Linked DNA regions of Homo sapiens: region 2 is linked to region 1. Evidence: chromatin loops called from intact Hi-C (ENCODE). Cell type or tissue: endothelial cell of umbilical vein. All regions are shown on one strand. Links, peaks and the distances in the headings refer to the core of each region. The heading gives the core; the rest is flanking DNA.

What was found. A loop is a pair of places that touch in the nucleus more often than their neighbours do. Peaks named below come from ENCODE experiments on the same cell type or tissue, not always from the same donor. Only the 100,000 strongest peaks of a DNase experiment are listed, where the experiment ranks them.
Region 2: it touches region 1 in a loop (17-fold over the local background); 15 of 110 quality-filtered maps call a loop at or near these places.

Annotation. Positions count from the first base shown.
Region 1 is chr6:130,317,912-130,326,900 of GRCh38, forward strand. LOC112267974 (a long non-coding RNA gene) reads left to right here. Exons shown (of 3, transcript XR_002956398.2): 3 at 1-5,591. It also overlaps a transcript of SAMD3 not described here. Among named protein-coding and RNA genes, the nearest start is that of TMEM200A, 44 kb to the right of the region's middle. In endothelial cell of umbilical vein, for the core only: a CTCF peak has its summit at 4,932 (motif pointing right); a DNase peak (open chromatin) is centred at 5,000; H3K27me3 peaks cover 682 bases.
Region 2 is chr6:130,756,659-130,765,647 of GRCh38, forward strand. The region is part of intron 1 of LOC105378003 (a long non-coding RNA gene); the gene reads right to left. Among named protein-coding and RNA genes, the nearest start is that of SMLR1, 66 kb to the right of the region's middle. In endothelial cell of umbilical vein, for the core only: a CTCF peak has its summit at 3,558 (motif pointing left); a DNase peak (open chromatin) is centred at 3,543; H3K27me3 peaks cover 1,016 bases.

The sequences.
Region 1 (8,989 bases), core at 423-8,422:
GCAGACAATGTTGATTGACCGGGAAGGCCAAGGTGGCTAGAGGCCACAGAGTAGAATGCCAGAAAAGAGAGAACTACATAGATTGAAAACTACGCAGACCTGTAGGGAGTCTTTAAGTATTCAACTGAGTACTGATCAACACATGCATGTTAGGAAACCACCCAAGGCTGGGGGCAAGAATCTAAAGGATTAGAGGCGAAATCCTTGGAGCTCACATGGAGCCGCAACTGGAACTTCTTCCCACCAGCCAGAATGGAAAGCCTCATAATTCAGTGGGCATTTGAGTAGAGTACTCAGAAGAATTTTGCCTCATTAGTACAGCTAAAGTCAGGCCTGGACTATCACTGCTCTGTTTCTGCCTAACAAAGCTTAAAAAAACAAGACTCAAAATGATCATATGCTTTCCAATGAACTATCTCCCATAACAAAGCTCAAGAATATTTATAGAAATAAAATACATATGCAGCACCCAAGAAGCTAAATTTTACAATGTTTGACATCTAATAAAAAAATTTTTTTTTTAATTTTTTATTTTGAGACAAAGTCTCACTCTGTCGCCCAGGCTGGTGTGCAGTGGTGAGATCTCGGCTCACTGCAACCTCTACCTCCTGAGTTCAAGTGATTCTTGTGCCTCAGCCTCCTGAGTAGCTGGGATTACAGGCACACGCCACCATGCTCAGCTAATTTTTGTATTTTTAGTAGTGATGGGGTTTCACTATGTTGGCTAGGCTGGTCTTGAACACCTGACCTCAAGTGATCTGCTCACCTTGTCCTCCCAAAGTGCTGGGATTACAGGCATGAGCCACTGTGCCCAGCCCATCTAATAAAATATTAATAGGCATGGAAAGACACAGGAAAACAGGGCCCACAAGCTGGTAAAGAATAATTAGTTGAAATTAGCCCAGAAATTACATGGATAATCAGTTATTGAAGACATTAAGCTTATTGATAAGGTTGTTAGTTCTGTTATTAAAACAGAACATAGATATTCCATATATTTATGGAGCTAGAGAAAAGATTGAACTGTTAGTTATAGATATGAAGATACAAAAATCGAATTTCTTAAGGTTAAAATTATAATGTGTGAGATAAAAAGACAGACTGGATCAATGACAGATTAGGTATTGCAGAAAAAATGATGAGTGAACTTGAAGACATGGTAATAGAAATTATCCCAAATGAAACTATCCAAGAAGGAAAAAATCCTGAACGAATCAATAAAGCATCAGTGGGTTGTGAGGCAACTTCAAGCAAACTAATACAGGAGAATTTGGAACCCCCACAGGAGAAGAGAGAGAGGGACAGAAAAACATTTGAAAGAAATAATTACTAAAAACATTTCCAAATGTGATGAAAATTATAAACCTCAGGTCTAAGAATCTTAAAGAACTCCAAGCATAGGAAACATGAAGAAAAGTATGCAAAGACACGTTATAATGAAATTGCTTAAAACCAGTTAAAAAAAGAAAAATTTAAAAGCCCGAAGCGAAAGACACATTAGATACAAAGGAAAAAAGACAAGGAGGAGAGCAGAGTTCTTGATGAAAACAATGCAAACTAGACAACAGTGGAGCAACATCAGTAAATACTGAAAAAACAAAAACAAAACTTTCAGCCTGTAATTTTTTATCCAGGGAAAACATCTTGCAAAAATGAAGGTACATATTAGTTAAAGGAATTAATCACCAGCAGACCCTGCCCTACAAAAAATGTTGAAAGAAGTCTTTCAAGCATAAGGCAAATGATGCTAGATGGAAATTTGGTCCTATACAAAATAATGAAGAGAATTAAGAAATGGCATGTAGAAAAATATAGAGAATTTTCTTATTAAATATCTTTAAAATATAATCAATGGCTTGAGGCAGAATTAAAAACCAAATATTGTGGGGTTTTAATGTGTAAGTTTAACATGTAGAAGTAAAATGCATGAAAGCAGCAGCAAAACAAATAAACAAAAAATACCCAGAAGGGGAAAATTAGAAATAATTGTAGACCTGACATGGCTAAGAAAAGAATCAGTAAACTTGAAGCAGATCAATAAAAAGTTTCCAAAATGAATTGCAAAGAGAAAAAAATAAACACACACACACATGCACACACACACGTCCCCCAACACATTAAAAAATTGTGGAGAATATGAAAATGGAATAATACAAACTATTCAATCCATCCAAAAGAAGGCAGTAAAAGGAAAAAGGCAATAAAGAACAAATGGAAAAAATGGGAAATAAATATCAAACGCATATCTAATAAAAGACTCAGATCCAGAATATACAGAGAATTCTCAAAACTCAAACAACTCTTTCCTCTTCAAAAAAAGAAATGGGGGAAATCTGAACAGAAGCTTCATCAAAGAAGATAAATGAATAGCAAGTAGGTAGATGAAAAAATGTTAAATAGCACTAATCATTGAGGAAAGGAAAACTAAAGCCACAAAAGAATGTCACTATGCACGTATTAGAATGGCTAAAATTAAAAATCAAATGTTGGGGGAGAATGTGGAGCAACTGGAATTCTCACACATTGAATGGTGGGAATGGAAAATGGTCCTGCCACTTTGGAAAACAGCTTGGCAGTTTTAAAAAAGATACATATAGCTGCTGTATGACTCAGGTATTGCGTGCTCATGTAACTATCCAAGATAAATAAAAAGATTTGCACATGAATGTTTATAGCAACTTTGTTTGTAACGGCCCCAAACTAAAAACAACCTAAATGCCCATCAACAGGTGAATAGATTAACAGTGTTACAATCAATGACATAAAGAGGAATGGATTATTGATATACTCAAGAACATGGATAAATCTCAAAACAATTATGCTGATTATTATTTATATAAATGTCTAATTCCATTTATATAAAATTCTTAAAATTACACACTGATCTATAGTGATACACAGCAGGTCCATGTCTACCTTCCAGGTATATCTGACTTCATCTTCTGTGCTTCTCTCCTTTGCTTCCTGGGCTCCAGACAAGCAAATCTTGCTGTTCTTTGAACACATCAAGAATGTGCCTGTCTCAAGGTTTACATATTTGCTGATCCCTTGACATGGGTAATGCTTCCCCAGAGAGTTTGCTCCTTACTTCATTCTAGCCTCTCATCCAATATCACTTTGTCTAACATAACTCCCAATGATCTCTGCCTGCTTGTATTTACTAGGTGAGTGTGGGCTGGACCTAGTGACTCACTTGTAGCAAATAGAATGCAATGAAGTGATAGGATGCCACCTCCACAATGAGGTTACAAAAAGAGTCTGGCTTACATCTTTCATGCTCTGTACCAGTCTTTCTCATTCTATCTTTCTTAGAACTCTTGTCAATTGCCTTACGGACAGACCTATAAGGCAAGAAACTGATATCTGTGATCGAGAGCCAGTGAGCACCTGGGGCTTGTCACTGGCCATGTGAGTGAGCTTGGAAGCAGATACTCTCCCAGTTAAGCTTGGAAATGATTGCAGCCCCAACCCTGATGGCTGACTTGTGAGAGACCTCCTTGATTCACAGGCACCCAGTTCATCTGCACCTGGATTGCTGACCCATGGAAATGGCGAAGTAATAAATGTTTGTTATTTTAAGCTGCTAAACCTCTGGATAATTTTTTATGCAGCCATAGACAACTAATCCAGAGGTGTTCCTTAGAAAACTATGTAAAATATCCCCACTGACACATACAATTCCCAGTACTCATTGTCCTCTTACCTTGTTTTTTCTCATTCAAGACATTTTTCATCATTCAAAGTATTATTATATGTTATATATGTGCTAACTTGCTGTCTGTCTCTCATTCCCCCAATAAAATAAGATGAGAACAGCATCTTATATCTAGGGCCCGAAACACTGCCTGGCCAAGCTACGTATATATCCATTACATATTTGACACCTTTATATAAAATTTGAAAAAAAAGTCTAGACTATAAGGCAGGCTCCTTTTAGCTAGATATATTCTACATATATTCAGACCTCAACTCAAGGACAGAGGCCATCACAGAAAACCAGAAGAATGAGAAATTCCTTAAGCTACTGTGTCCCTTTTTCCCTAGGATCAGGCAAACACACTACTAATTCATCATACACTTAAAAATATTTGGAAAGGAGGAATAAGCAGAGAAGACAACTACCTCTCTGGTCAAGAGGAGCTGTGAGGGCCTGATCCAGCCACAGGGTGAAAATCACTATGGGAACTCATTAGTGAGGGTTTAACTGAGCCATCAGAGAGGCAAGGCTGGAGCGAGGCATCCAAAGGGGCCAGGCAAGGGTGGAATGGAGGCTAGTCCAGAATTGGGACAGGGACAGAGGCGGAATCTGGTTCTTGGTTGAGCCACAGCTTCAGGAACCAGCAGCAGGCTGAGAGAGAGAGAGATGGACCCCAAGGAAGTTCTTTTTCTGCCCAAGCCAGAGTACAGGTCGAGGCATCAAGGCTGGAGTGGAAGGCTGGGAATCAGGCATTTTCTCATAGATTGTAGGACGAGTAAGAGCAGAAGGTACAAGTGAGATGACACGAGACATCTCCACGGAGCTGTGACTACAGATAGGTCTGCATACATAGACAGTGTTCATTCAAAGTACATTGTAGTAGCCGGGCATGGTGACACACGCCTGTAATTCCAGCTACTCGGAGGCTGAGGCAGGAGAATCACTTGAACTCGGGAGGCAGAAGTTGCAGTGAGCCGAGATTGCACCACTGCACCCCAGCCTGGGCGACAGAGTGAGTGAGACTGTCTCAAAAAACCAAACCAAACCAAAGCAAATGGTTCAATGGTTTTATGTGGGATCAATGGTTTTATGAGCAAGGTGGAAACCTAACAACCATTCATGATATCATTTTTATGTTAAGATGATTTGAGTATTCCAAGCAACTAATGCAAAAGCAGAAATTTTGAAGAATCCTAAATTTGAGTTTACTTGAATTAACAATTTCTGTCAATCGTGGAAGCTGCTGCTATGGCCCACTAGGTGGCAGTATGGGAGTGATTTGCTGGTTAACAGAAAATGGAATAGGCTTGACTCTCAAGCCACTAGTTTGTTTTTTTCCTAGCATTTAAAAGTTGACAATAGAAAATGTTCATGGAATAATAGATGGAAAGTCAGACAAGGACTATCATGCAAAGGCCATTGACATATAAAATAAAACCGTTTTACAAGCAGTTACCATGGAGCATTTTATAAAAAGTCAAAACAGCAAATAATGTCTGCTGTTCATAATAAATATAATGTTTTTAAGTGATTCTTCTGATAGGTGAATGTTAGACAGATATAAAATAGAGACAAGTGAGAGAACAGGACAACGGATACCTCTTTCCCAGACCTTGCAAAAACCAGGCTCCCTGAAGCCTCTATGTTGGGGTTTTCAGTTCCCAGATCCCTACTTCCTCTTTACCCATCCACACTCCTGGCTTCCCTGTGAGATGCTCTTGGCAGCAAATCCCTGACAAGTCACATCATTCAAGTATCTTAATTCACTCTTTCACTTGTATTTCCCTGAAATTATGGACAAAGACACACTAATATTTTGCAAGGTAAAATTTCCAATTTTTTTTTTTTTTGTATGATGAGTGCTTAGACTATTGCTGTACATGTTAAGCACCATTCAGGAATTTCCTGTCCAGGCCAGGCATGGTGGCTCACACCTGTAATCCTAGCACTTTGGGAGGCCAAGGCAGGCGGATCACTTGAGGCCAGGAGTTCAAGACCAGCCTGGCCAACATGGTGAAACACCATCTCTACTTAAAATACAAAACTTATCTGGGCGTGGTGGCATGTGCCTGTAATCCCAGCTACTCAGGAGGCTGAGGCAGAAGAATTGTTTGAACCCGGGAGGCGGAGGTTGCAGTGAGCTGAGATCGTGACACTATACTGCAGCCTGGGTCACAGAGGTAGACTCTGTCTCAAAAAAAAAAAAAAAAAAAAAAAGAATTTCCCATCCAATCAGGTTCTAAGGGAAAAGGGCAGAAAATGTGTCTTCTGGTTCCCTTTCATTAGTGTCTTTTAAGTGCTGGCTATGCAGCATATGCTCAATAAATATTTAAACCAATGAATGAATAAATAAATGGCTCAATATGATGGTGTGCATGGGATGCACAAGGGATGAATGAATAAATACACTCTGGCATTTAACATCTTGGAACTTTTTTTTTATAACATATCAATCTTGCATGATTCAAAATAGAACACTTTAAATTTAAATAAACCTTCAAAATGTCTTAACATTTTACATAGAGCAAATTACTGTTAATAATTTACAAAGTTTAGAAAGTTTAGTTTGGAAAGATTAGTTTAATCTCAAAATACTGATCTAGGATAGCAGGCTTTTTAAATTAGCAGTTACCTTCGAGATCATTAGGTCAACCCTCTTATTTTCAGATTAGAAACGAGGACTCATATTTAGTGCTTTTTTCTCCTTTTAAACAGATTGCTGCTCGAATTTGGCAAAAGCCATACATATGATGAGTATGTTAACTGTGATTGATTTTGCTGTTAAGAAATGTTTGTGAAGAATATTCTTGACAGTCTATATTTTTCATATGGTTGAATGAATTTGTGTAATATTAAGGCATAATTATTTTTGGAACTAGCTTTTTTTACCATCAAAATATAAAGTTTCATTCTTAGACACTTTTCAAATTGTGAAGCACTTTCTGGAGTGTTTGTATCAGCTTACTCTACTTTCTTTCCCCTTGAAGTTATTTCTCTTTTCTTAAAGAAAGTAGGTTAAAATGCTGCTTATTAGGAAAATTAGGCTGGGAAGAAGCCGAAAGATCTGTTAAATACCTCAAGTGAATTCCTGAATTCAAAAAATCTGAACATTATCCTTGAAAACAGCTGAAAGTAAAATAACAAAAACTACTTTTTGGAGAACATTTTTTTTTTTTTGGAATAGAAAAATGTTAACTCATTCACAGATCTTGCCCAGATGCAATCGCCTACTGGTCTGGGTTCAGCCTACACACAAGAACAAATTCTTTCCCGGTGCCTCACACTGTGAGGCTGCAGTCCAATCTTGCCAAGGAGCCAGGGGTTCTTGTGTATCTTTTTATTGCTTTAAATTATAAGTTTGTCATTTTAAATTGAACATCTTTTTACTGCCATAAATATCAGTGGAGCCTTAAATGAAATACTGCACGTACAATTCAGCTCTGAAGAACTATATCCATCCATTCATAAACAAGAGCTCTATCGAGCAGGTTTTTCCTTTAGCAGAAATCTCATTGTAGTTTTATGTATTTATGTATATGTAGTATGTTAGTCAGGGTTCTCCAGAGAAAAAGAACTTATATATAGAGAGATATGTAAGAAGGGATTTATTATGGAAATTGACTCATATGATTATGGAGGCCAAGAGTCCCTTGATATGGTGTCTGCAAGGAGAGCTAAGGAAGCTGTGTGAGGACAAAAGACCTGCGAACCTCGTGAGCTGTTCCTGCTGCAAACTCCAGAGTCTGAAGGCTGGAGAACCTGGAGGTCTGATGTCCAAGGGCAGGAGATGGTGGTGTCCCAGCTCCTGAAGAGAGAGAATTCACCTTCCCTCTGTCTTATTGTTCAGGCTCTCGACAGATTGGATGATGCCCACCCACACTCGTGAGGGCCATCTTCTTGACTCAGTCTACTAATTCAAATGTTCATCTCTTCTGGAAACATCCTCACAGAAAATAAGATTGTTTAATAGGATGCTCAAATGCTCATCTCTTCTGGAAACATCCTCACAGACACACCCAGAAATAATACTTTACCAGCTATCTGGATATCCCTTAAGCCAGTCAAGGTGACACCAAAATTAAGCATCACGCTGTGTATGATTTATGTATTTCTTTATATTTTTGGCACAATTCAATGCTGAAATTACTCTTTAAATGTCATGGTTCGAGTGTTTTGAGTTCAATGTACCCGTTCCTGAACTCATCATCATCCTCTCCTCCCACAGTAATACCGATTTAGAGAATGGGCCACATCTAGCAGCTGCCCATCAAAAATCTAGAAGTTGACCGGCCTGGCTTTCACTTGCCTACTTTTCAATTCTGTCAGACACTTAATCCTCAAGTTTGCCTCCCATGCGTCTCCCTTACATGACTGCATCTGCCACGTGGGCAGGGACTTGGTTGATAAACTCAGGGGCATATTGAGCATAGTCCTTAAAACTCAACGAATGTCAGAGGAATGAATAAATGATGAATATTTATCCAATCTATCCCCTTATTTTCACTCTTGCCATCTCGATCCTAGTTTAAGCATTAAGCATCTCTTATCTGGACTACTGCAGTAGCTTATAGTTTGGATTTTCTGACTCTATTTGTATGTCAGCCACCTGCCTTAATTCTAGCCTCATGTTTCTCTACTCTTGTCCTATGTTGTATGCTTAAATACTACTGAGCTGATTATGTCTCCTGCCATATACCCTGATATCTCCTGCCCCTATGACTTTACCTAGGATGTTTCCATCTCTAGAAATGCCTGGTCATTTTTTTTTTTTTTTTGCAAACTTCTGCTCATCCTCATTGCTGAGCCAATGTGACGTATTTTTTAGTAACTTTTTTCTGAAGTCCCAGGTTGTATTACATGCCCCCTTTCTTTTGTCCTATTGTACCTTGTACATTTCTCTAACTGAATTCTTGTATCACATTCTATTTTACTGTTCATCTGTCTGGCTTTCTCTCTGTGCTCCTTTTGGGTAGGAATTCTTTCTTAAACATTGTAGTAATTTTAATGGTGCACAGAAGGCAGTCCATAAATATTTGTACTTGTTTTTTCTTTTTGTGGAATGAACAACTTGGATGCCACAGGAATTTAGGATCGCCACTAATTACGAGTGTGTCTGCCATAGCTAGGGCCACTGAGTACAGCTGTACACATTGTGCACTGCACTATTCTGGGCATGGGTACTAGTCCCATAGAGGATAATGTGAACGTCTACTCCACCACTCCAGTTGTAAACTGCACCAGTCATCCAACCACAGGCACTACCCTGGTGGATATAGATGAGATACTGCAGTG
Region 2 (8,989 bases), core at 310-8,309, 440 kb after region 1:
AACATACTGAAAAATTATAATAATGAAGATAAGTTTAAATAGAAGAAAGGACAGAGTGAACAATTTTACCAGTCTATAAATGGGTTAAGTGAGATGCCTGCATTACCCTGCCCAAAATCAATAGAAACATATGCAAAATATGTGATGCCCCACCCATTAAAACTGTATCTGTCTGCTGTTAGCATTATAACCCTGCTTTGGAGTTCCAAAATTTGCTTTTCTTTCCACTCTGATATTTATAATCAAAGACTTAATTGCTGTAACTTCGAAGCAATTTAAACAATGCTTTGTTAGAAAAATTACCCTTAAAAGTGTGATTTACAGAGAGCATACTGGGTTAAGCATTCACAATATCTCTGTTGTCATAGCAACTTGCAGTGTGAGTTTAACCCAAAGTGGTAAGGTAACTAGAAAAATGTTGGTGATATTGGAATACAGAAAGACACATATACTACAACTGACATGCTGTAGCCTTGACATGGAAATTCTAATGAGCATTTTAAAAAGCAAAAGTCATTTTGTTTTATCTTGAAAATGCAACACCTTAACTAAACCAAATACAGATCTAAAACTAAACCAGAAATTACTGAAAATTTAGATACAGTTATTTGTATCATCCAAATAAGAAAAGTTTGGTTTCATGCTTCTAGAAGTTAAGCATGAAAAATAATTTCCAAAGGTTATGTTTGATCCCTACTTGATGATTTCTCTTTCTGTATCAGGAATGTACTTAAAGAAACAAATCTGGAGCTATAGTTCTATAAAAGATTATAAGGGAAAAAAGAAATGACATAAATACTTTGATAAAATAAAATAATGTTCTGCATCCCTGTTCTCTAAAATTTCAGAACTTACGCCATATGCCTACGTGGTTAAATACACAAAATAACGAAAGGACTCAGAACCTTAACAGAGTCCATCGAAAAGATTTTATGTGCATTTCTAGTTCAGGTTTTATTACTAAAGGTGCCATTTAGAAGCTCCTTCTAAAGATATGCCCTGCAGACACCTTAAAATAACACTCAACAACAAAAATATTATCTTGGTGATAATTTTACTGTCCTTTTCATAGGGGGTATATGGTAATAACAGGGTAAGCCTGGACAAAGCAATTAAGAATAAGAAGTGTTAATGCTCAGTATTGTTTATGTATGTCACTGTAATTGAAGGGGATCAGAATATGCTACTCCAAAATATGTGCTTTGGCATAAAGATTATTTTGAGCTGAAAACGTGTGAGATTCAACAGATGTAGAAGGAAGCTTTCTCAGAGCCTCCCTGATCTGACTAAAAGCAGAAACTCCTCAATAATAAGGACTGCCATAGAGCCCTTCTCCCAGGGAAGGTTTATGGCCATGAAGAAGATGGAAAGATGACACTGAGATGGATCTGCACAAACAAACCTTGCTTAGATAGCTTTTATCTTCTGTAAGTTTCCTCCATGTCATTACCATTCCTCAGTTTTCAGCCCCTAGAAGTCTAAAAACCCCTTTCCTTTGCCTTGACATGCCTCCACAATGTATGACTCTTTGTTAAATAGGTATATAAGCTCTCAGGCCTATCTGTTTCTTGAGATTTTCATGTGTTTTCTAGGAAGGTCCCTGTGTCGCAAAAAAAATCCAATAGAACTTATATGCCTTTTATCCTGTTAATCTGTCTTTTGTCAATCTAATTTGCAGGGCTCCAGTCAATGAACCTGAGAGTAGAGGAAAAATATGTTCCTCCCTTACATCATTGAAAAATCCATGCCAAAATTTTCCCCTTTCTGGAGCATTTGATAGTGAGGACTGGTATCAAGATAAGTCAGTTTTGAGTTCAGAATCTGGGGGTTACAGTACAGAAGCGGAGGTTTTCTGGGTGAAACAGAGAAATAGAGAACAATAGACGAAGGAAGAGAGATTGGGAAAAGCAGAGACCCAATTTGTTTCCCTACCCATTCTCCACTGGACTGTGCTTTGGGCCTAGCTCTAGGGGACTGTGGGAGAGTCAGCTTCTGAAAGATTAGAAAAATATCTGTCTTGTTTGTTTTTCAGGCCTTTCAATTCCTGAAATAACAAGAAGAGATGTGTAGCTGTGAAGGGAGGTTCAACCTCTCCTGGTCTTGAATCCCTTACTCAACTTCCCCAGGCCCTGGGTATATGGTTTCTCCTTAGGGCAGACCTATAAGGAAGTCAAAATGGGTATTTCCTGCATTGTCTCTCCCCACACCTTCTTCTCGGGAAGATCTTTAGAACACACCAATGCGTACTCCCATTTATTTAGAATTCAAATACAATGTCCTTCCAGTTCAATCATGTGTAAAATGGAGGTTTCCTGACTGCTTTCATTGGTGAGCATCAACAACACCAACAGGAAGAACAGCAGAGGCCACATCAGCCACAAGCCACCCTGTCATCTAATGAATGCCAATTAAGCGCCAAACACTACCCTAGGCATTTTATAAACATTAATCTGACAAATTTCTCACAATGATCCTATGGAATAGGCATTAGTACTCTCATTTGTTGGATGAGAGATCCAAGTCTGACAAAGAAAACAAGCAGCAACACAGCTGTTCTGTTTTCTGAATTTATCTTTTAACTTGATTCTCTTATCATCTATATGGAATTGAAAGCTTCTTGAGAACTTATTCTATTTTGAACTGCTTCATAGTACCTAGCACAGTAATTTATTTGGGGGTTTTCTTTACTTAATTATTTTAATTGACAATAAAACACTGTATATGTTTATGGTGTGCAACATGATGTTTTAATACATGTATACATTGAGGAATGGCTAAATCAAGTTATTTAATATATGCAATACTTCATATACTTATATTTTTTGTGGTACAGACACTTAAAAACTACTGTCTTAGCAATTTTCAAATATACAATATATTGTTATTAACTGTAGTCACCATGATATACAATAAATCTCTTGAGAAATTTCTCATTCCAAAATGGAAGCATAGAAGCTAGCTGGCACCACTCTCCCAACAGAAAACCAAAAACAAATATACAGCCCCAAGATTATCACCAGCAATAATATCCAAAACTAAAATATGAGAATGAGACAGTTCCTGAGGCCACAAAGAAATGAAGAAACTCAGAATCTCTTAGTAGACAGTAAGAGAATCAGACTTCCATGTCTGTGACATCCTTCCCCCAATCTGCCTAGCACCAAGTGCACAGAAAATTTTTCCCTGACTCATGGTTTCTCAAAAAGTGAGGTGAAGATGGACAACTGGCTTCCCCATCATCTTGGGTTTCCTGGCAGAAGATCTGTCCTTGCCTCAGCCCCAGGAATCAACAGGAGTGCCTGAAGGGAGAAATAGCCCTGAGGACAGCCAAAAACAAAGAGGGGAGGCAGGACTACCATCCTAGGCCTGGAAACTGCTCTGTAATTCAGCCAAAGGAGATGCCAAATCAGAGTGGCTATTCAGCAGCACCATGCTATAGGATTGTCCTGCAGGTTTCCTGGGCATGACACCCTAGCCAGTCTTCCCACTCTATCAGGATATTCCCTTTGGGACATTTACTAGAACCTAGACAACCTGTGCTTAAAGCACCATCTAGTGCTCAAAGGGAGGCAGTGACCTGGTCGGGGTTGGGAGGAAAGAGAAAATCAACTGGTAAATTATAAAGAAAGAGCACTCCCTTATTTACTGCAGCACTATTCACAACATACAAAATATTGAAATTAACCTGTGTCTATCAGTGGATGAATAAAGAAAATTTGGCTGCATATACACAATGGAATATTATTTAGTCGTAAAAAAGAATGAAGTCCTGTCATTTGCAGCAACATGGATAGACTTAGAGGTCATTATTTTAAGTGAAATAAGCCAAGCACAGAAAGACAAATATTGCATGTTCTCACTCATATTTGGGAGCTAAAACAGTGGGTCTCATGAAGGTAAAGAGTAGACTGGTGCTTACCAGAACCTGAGAAGGATAAGGGGAAGATGAAGAGAAGTTATTAATGGATACAGATATACAGCTTGATAGAAGAAATAAGACCTAATGTTTGACAGATAAGTAGGGTAGCTCTAGTTTATAATAATCCATTATATATTTCAACATAGCTAGAAGAGAATAATTTGAATGTTTCTAGAATAAAGAAAGACAAATATTTAAGATGATGTGTATCCCAATTACACTGATTTGATCTGTACAAATTATATGAATGTATTAAATTGTAACATGTACCCCCAAGACATGAGCATGTATTATGCAAAAATTTAAAAAATTGGCCATCACGAAAAAAGAGTTAGTGAATTTGAAGACAAGTGAACGAAAGTCATCTAAATTGAAGCACAGAAAAGGTAAATATTTTTTAAAATAAACAGAACCTGATTTACTTGTGGAATAATATCAAGCATTTAACATATATGTAACTGGAGCCCCAGAAAGAAAGGAGAGAAAAAAAAAAAGTCAAGCAAAAAATTACATTTGAAGAAACATGGGCCAAAATTTTTCTATATTTAAGCAAAAACAGATTTGGGAAGCTTAGTGAATTCCAAATAGGATAAAAACAAATAAAACCACAACTGGTAACATTATAAGAAAACTTAAAGAAAAAAAAATGAAGTGAAAACTCTTAAAAGCAGCCAGAGTTTCAAAAGATTCATCCCATAAAGGGATCAATCATAATAATTATGGTTTTCTTTTCTTTAGAAAGAGTAGAATCCAGATGACAATGGAACATCTATTCCTGGAAAAATTCTTTATGGTGGATTAGCTACTGGTTCAATTTAATGATATTTCCACTAAAACTATTTAAGAAACATCACATGCAAGTTACTTAAGAAGCAATATAACTTGGCCGGGTTCAGTGGCTCACACCAGTAATCCCAGTACTTTGGGAGGCTGAGGAGGGTGGATCACATGAGGTCAAGAATTTAAGACCAGTCTGGCCAACATGATGAAACCCCATCTCTACCAAAACATTCAAAACTTAGCCAGGCATGGTGGTGTGTAATTATAGTCTCAGCTACTTGGGAAGCTGAGGCACAAGAATCACTTGAACCCAGGAGGTGGAGGTTGCAGTGAGCTGAGATTCTGCCACTGCACTCCAGCGTAGGTGACAGAAGGAGACCTTGTCTCAAAAAAAAAAAAAAAAAAAAAAAAAGGAGCAATGCAACTTACTGGAAAACACCACACCATAAAATTATGATAAGATATAAATATTTTCAACAGAAAAATGAGACTCAAAGATGTTCTGCTAAGTCCGTTCTCATGCTGCTAAAAAAGACATACCCGATGCTGGGCTATTTACAAGAGAAAGAGGTTTAATGGACTTACAGTTCCACATGGCTGGGGAGACCTCACAATCATGGCAGAAGGCAAGGAGGAGCAAGTCACATCTTATATGAATAGCAGTAGGCAAAGAGAGAGAGACTGTGCAGGGAAACTCCCCCTTATAAAACCATCAGATCTCATGAGACCCATTCACTATCACGAGAACAGCACAGGAAAGACCTGTCCACATGATTCAATCACCTCCCACCGGGTTCCTCCCACAACACATGGGAATTCAAGATGAGATTTGGGTGAGGACACAGCCAAACCTTATCAGATGATTAATGGGTACAAAAAAATAGAAAGAATGAATAAGACCTACTATTTGATAGCACAATAGGGTGACAATCATAAATAACTTAACTGTATATTTTTAAATAGCTTAAAGAATGTAATTGGATTGTTTTAACGCGAAGGATAAATGCTTAACAGAATGGATACCCCATTCTCCGTGATGTGCTTATTTCACATTGCGTGCCTGTCTCAAAACATCTTATTTACCTCATAAATATATACACCTACTATATATCCACAAAATTTTGTTAAGAATTTAAAAATAAGAGAAATTAAATACACAACTATAATTCAAGACATAATGCAAAAACAAAAATCCAACAAAAAAATTGTTGTTTTTTGTTTGTTTTTGAGATGGAGTCTCACTCTGTCGCCCAGGCTGGAGTGCAGTGGAGCAGTCTCGGCTCACTGCAACCTCTGCCTCCCAGGTTCAAGCGATTCTTCTGCCTCAGCCTCCCAAGTGCTGGGATTGCAGGCATGTACCACCACGCCCAGCTAATTTTTTTGTGTTTTTAATAGAGACAGGGTTTCACCATGTTGGCCAGGCTGGTCTTGAACTGCTGACCTCAGGTGATCCACCTGTCTCAGCCTCCCAAAGTGCTGGGATTACAGGCATGAGCCACAGTGCCTGGCCAAAAATATCATCAAGTTTAAAGGAGCACGAGACCGTCTCTAGTTATAGAGATTAAGGAAATCTTCAGAGCATTTGAGATGGACCTTGAAGGATGAGTAGAATTTTCTTAGGGAAGAGCATGGAGCAGACAGTGTGCACAGAGGCAGAAAAGTAGAAAACCATGGAGTGGAAGAGGGCATAATCCAATTATTCAGTTCATCTCTATCACCAGTGACTACCAGAGGAGTTGTCAGAAATATCTTGGGTAGGCAAATTGAGGCATCCTGTGAGGGGATGTATAGGTCATCCCAAAGATTCAGAATGTTATTCTGTAGGTTATGGGAAGTCATTTTCCACCTGCCAGGGGTCTGGCAGAATCAAGCTACATTCTTGGGGAAGATGAATGTGGCAGATGGGCTAGCAGCAAGAGGGACCTCAATCCAGAGTCACATGTGAAAACACACTGCCTTCCTGGAGGATCACAGCATGACAGAGATTAAACATGGATGATACTGCAATAGAAGGCAGAGTTAATTCCTAGGAAGATCCTGCTAAGGAACTCCATAAGTGTCTAAAGTTATATACTGAACGCCCCCAGGGTTTGGGTTGATTTGCATATAAACACAAGTGGCATCTGGTAATCAAAGGGCTTGACCCTCAGTGAAAATCAAAGCACATAAAAACCACCAAAATATAAGCTAGAATAAAGTAGATGCTATAGAGGAATTTTCCATCTTCCAGGGCACGTCCTGGTACCACTTGGCCAACAGTAGCTGAACAGGGCAGGCTAGGAGCAGCTGGAGCTTAGACATCAACACAACTGCTGGGACAGAGACATATGGAACAGACAAACTCAGCTTCAGGTGGAAGAGAAAGTCCAGTCTGGTAAAAAGAATATAGACTCTACAAAGTCCAACCACCCACTAAAGGAAAAAAATCCAGATAAGCCATCTCACTCTCAGGGAATCCAACACACAGTCACACTGTGCCCTACCTTTAGCCAGAGCAGGAATAGGAGAATCCAGAAATAGCCAATAATCAAATATATAAGCAAAGAGGCAGGCCACATGGGCACCAGCACAGTCTGTTGTCACACAGAAGAGCTCTTTCCATAGGGCTTGCATTCAGAAACAAGTCACCAATTTAAGAAAAGGGCAGCAGGTGACCCTAGAGAGGTCCCTATATTATAGAGACTCTCCTCTAGCAGAGCCTACTCAGGTTAACAGCAGGCTCTGAGGCACAGAGAACAAGACAGAAAACCAACTACCCAAAATTTTTATGTTGGCACAGTCTCTCCTCCAAACTGTGAGCTGTGGTTGATGCTCTGAGTAGCCAAAGGAGTGTTATACCATTCATTTTTAAATGGGTTTATTGTGTTGTCCTGATTGAAAACACCCATATTCCAGTTCAAGCTAGTAAATACAAGAAGACAAATTTAAGATCCAAAAAGAAGGAGAAGAGGGAGCTGGAGGAAGAAAAAACAACAAGCAAGCAAGCAAAGAAAAAAAAAGGCACTATTTGTCCATAGGTTTCTGAATGAACCCAGAAAGTCAGTCATTCAACAAAAAGCTGAGAGTCACACTTCTGAATATTACATATCTCCCTATTGTTTTATTCTCAGAGATGTGTCAGTGTAAGGCTAAAGAAAACAGATCTGTCATTTATCCTTAAAATAGGGAGGAAAAGTGGAAACATTTCACAGGTAAAAATGTATCTGAAAGGAAATACAAACATGAAACTTCAGACTCGATCCTTTTGATGTGATTAGTACAATGCATTTGAGTAGAGAAACATTTATGAAATTTGTATGCATATCTATGGATGCTTTAAAAATTCAAAAAAGAATTATGAGGGACGTGTTTGGAAGAATGCATGCTATGAAATTCTCCATTTCATGAAAGGAGCAACTGAATTAGTGAACTAATGAGTATTAGGCTTGAGGTTATAAATCACAAGTGATCAATCCAGTCATACACTCCAGTTCCAGAACTGTAAGTAAATACTTGGCTTTTTTTTTTTTTTTAATGCTTCTGGGAAAGAATTTTGTCAACAATGTGATAACACAGAAATGTGATATTCTGTACTTCTGATTCTCCGATGAGTATGATAATGTACTGAGAAAGAGAAAAGGTGAAATTAGAAACATGAAATCCCAGAAATATAAAACAATATTCAGTTGAACTCAGATAACTCGATTCTCCACAGTATTTGAAGACCTCTTAGTAGAAAATAAATTAAAGTTTTCAACTTTGGCAGAGAGATATTTTCAACTACAATAATTGTTTAAATTTAAAAAACTAAAATTATCTTTTGCATTTAATTAACTGCATTTTTGGTTGGAGCAACAGAACCTAAATCGGGCTATCTTAAGCAAAAGGCAGTGTAATGGAAAGATTGAGAGCTCATGGAATTGAAGCAAGGCTGGAGAAAACAGCCTTATTTGGAAAACAAGAAGTAACCAAGGATTCCTGCTAGGCTACAGGAATTTCAGACCAGATTACGGAACAGTATCAGCCCAAGGCACAGATGACCATCGCTACTACTGAGATGAATGAATCTATTCCATCTCTGGATTCTTGAGTCATCTTTCAAGGTAGAAGTTCCAGAGAGAGTACCTAACTGTCAAACTGAGTCACATGCAATTCCCTAGCTGTGATGTGCAGGGACATAGACCCTCCTCCTCCTCAGTGCATTCCAAGGTCCTTCTGCTTCAGTCAGCAGTTTGCAGGAGCTCACTGTTTTGTGGAACTATCTAAAACTTACAAACTGAGGTAGCTGATCCCCTGGTGGTACTGACTGAG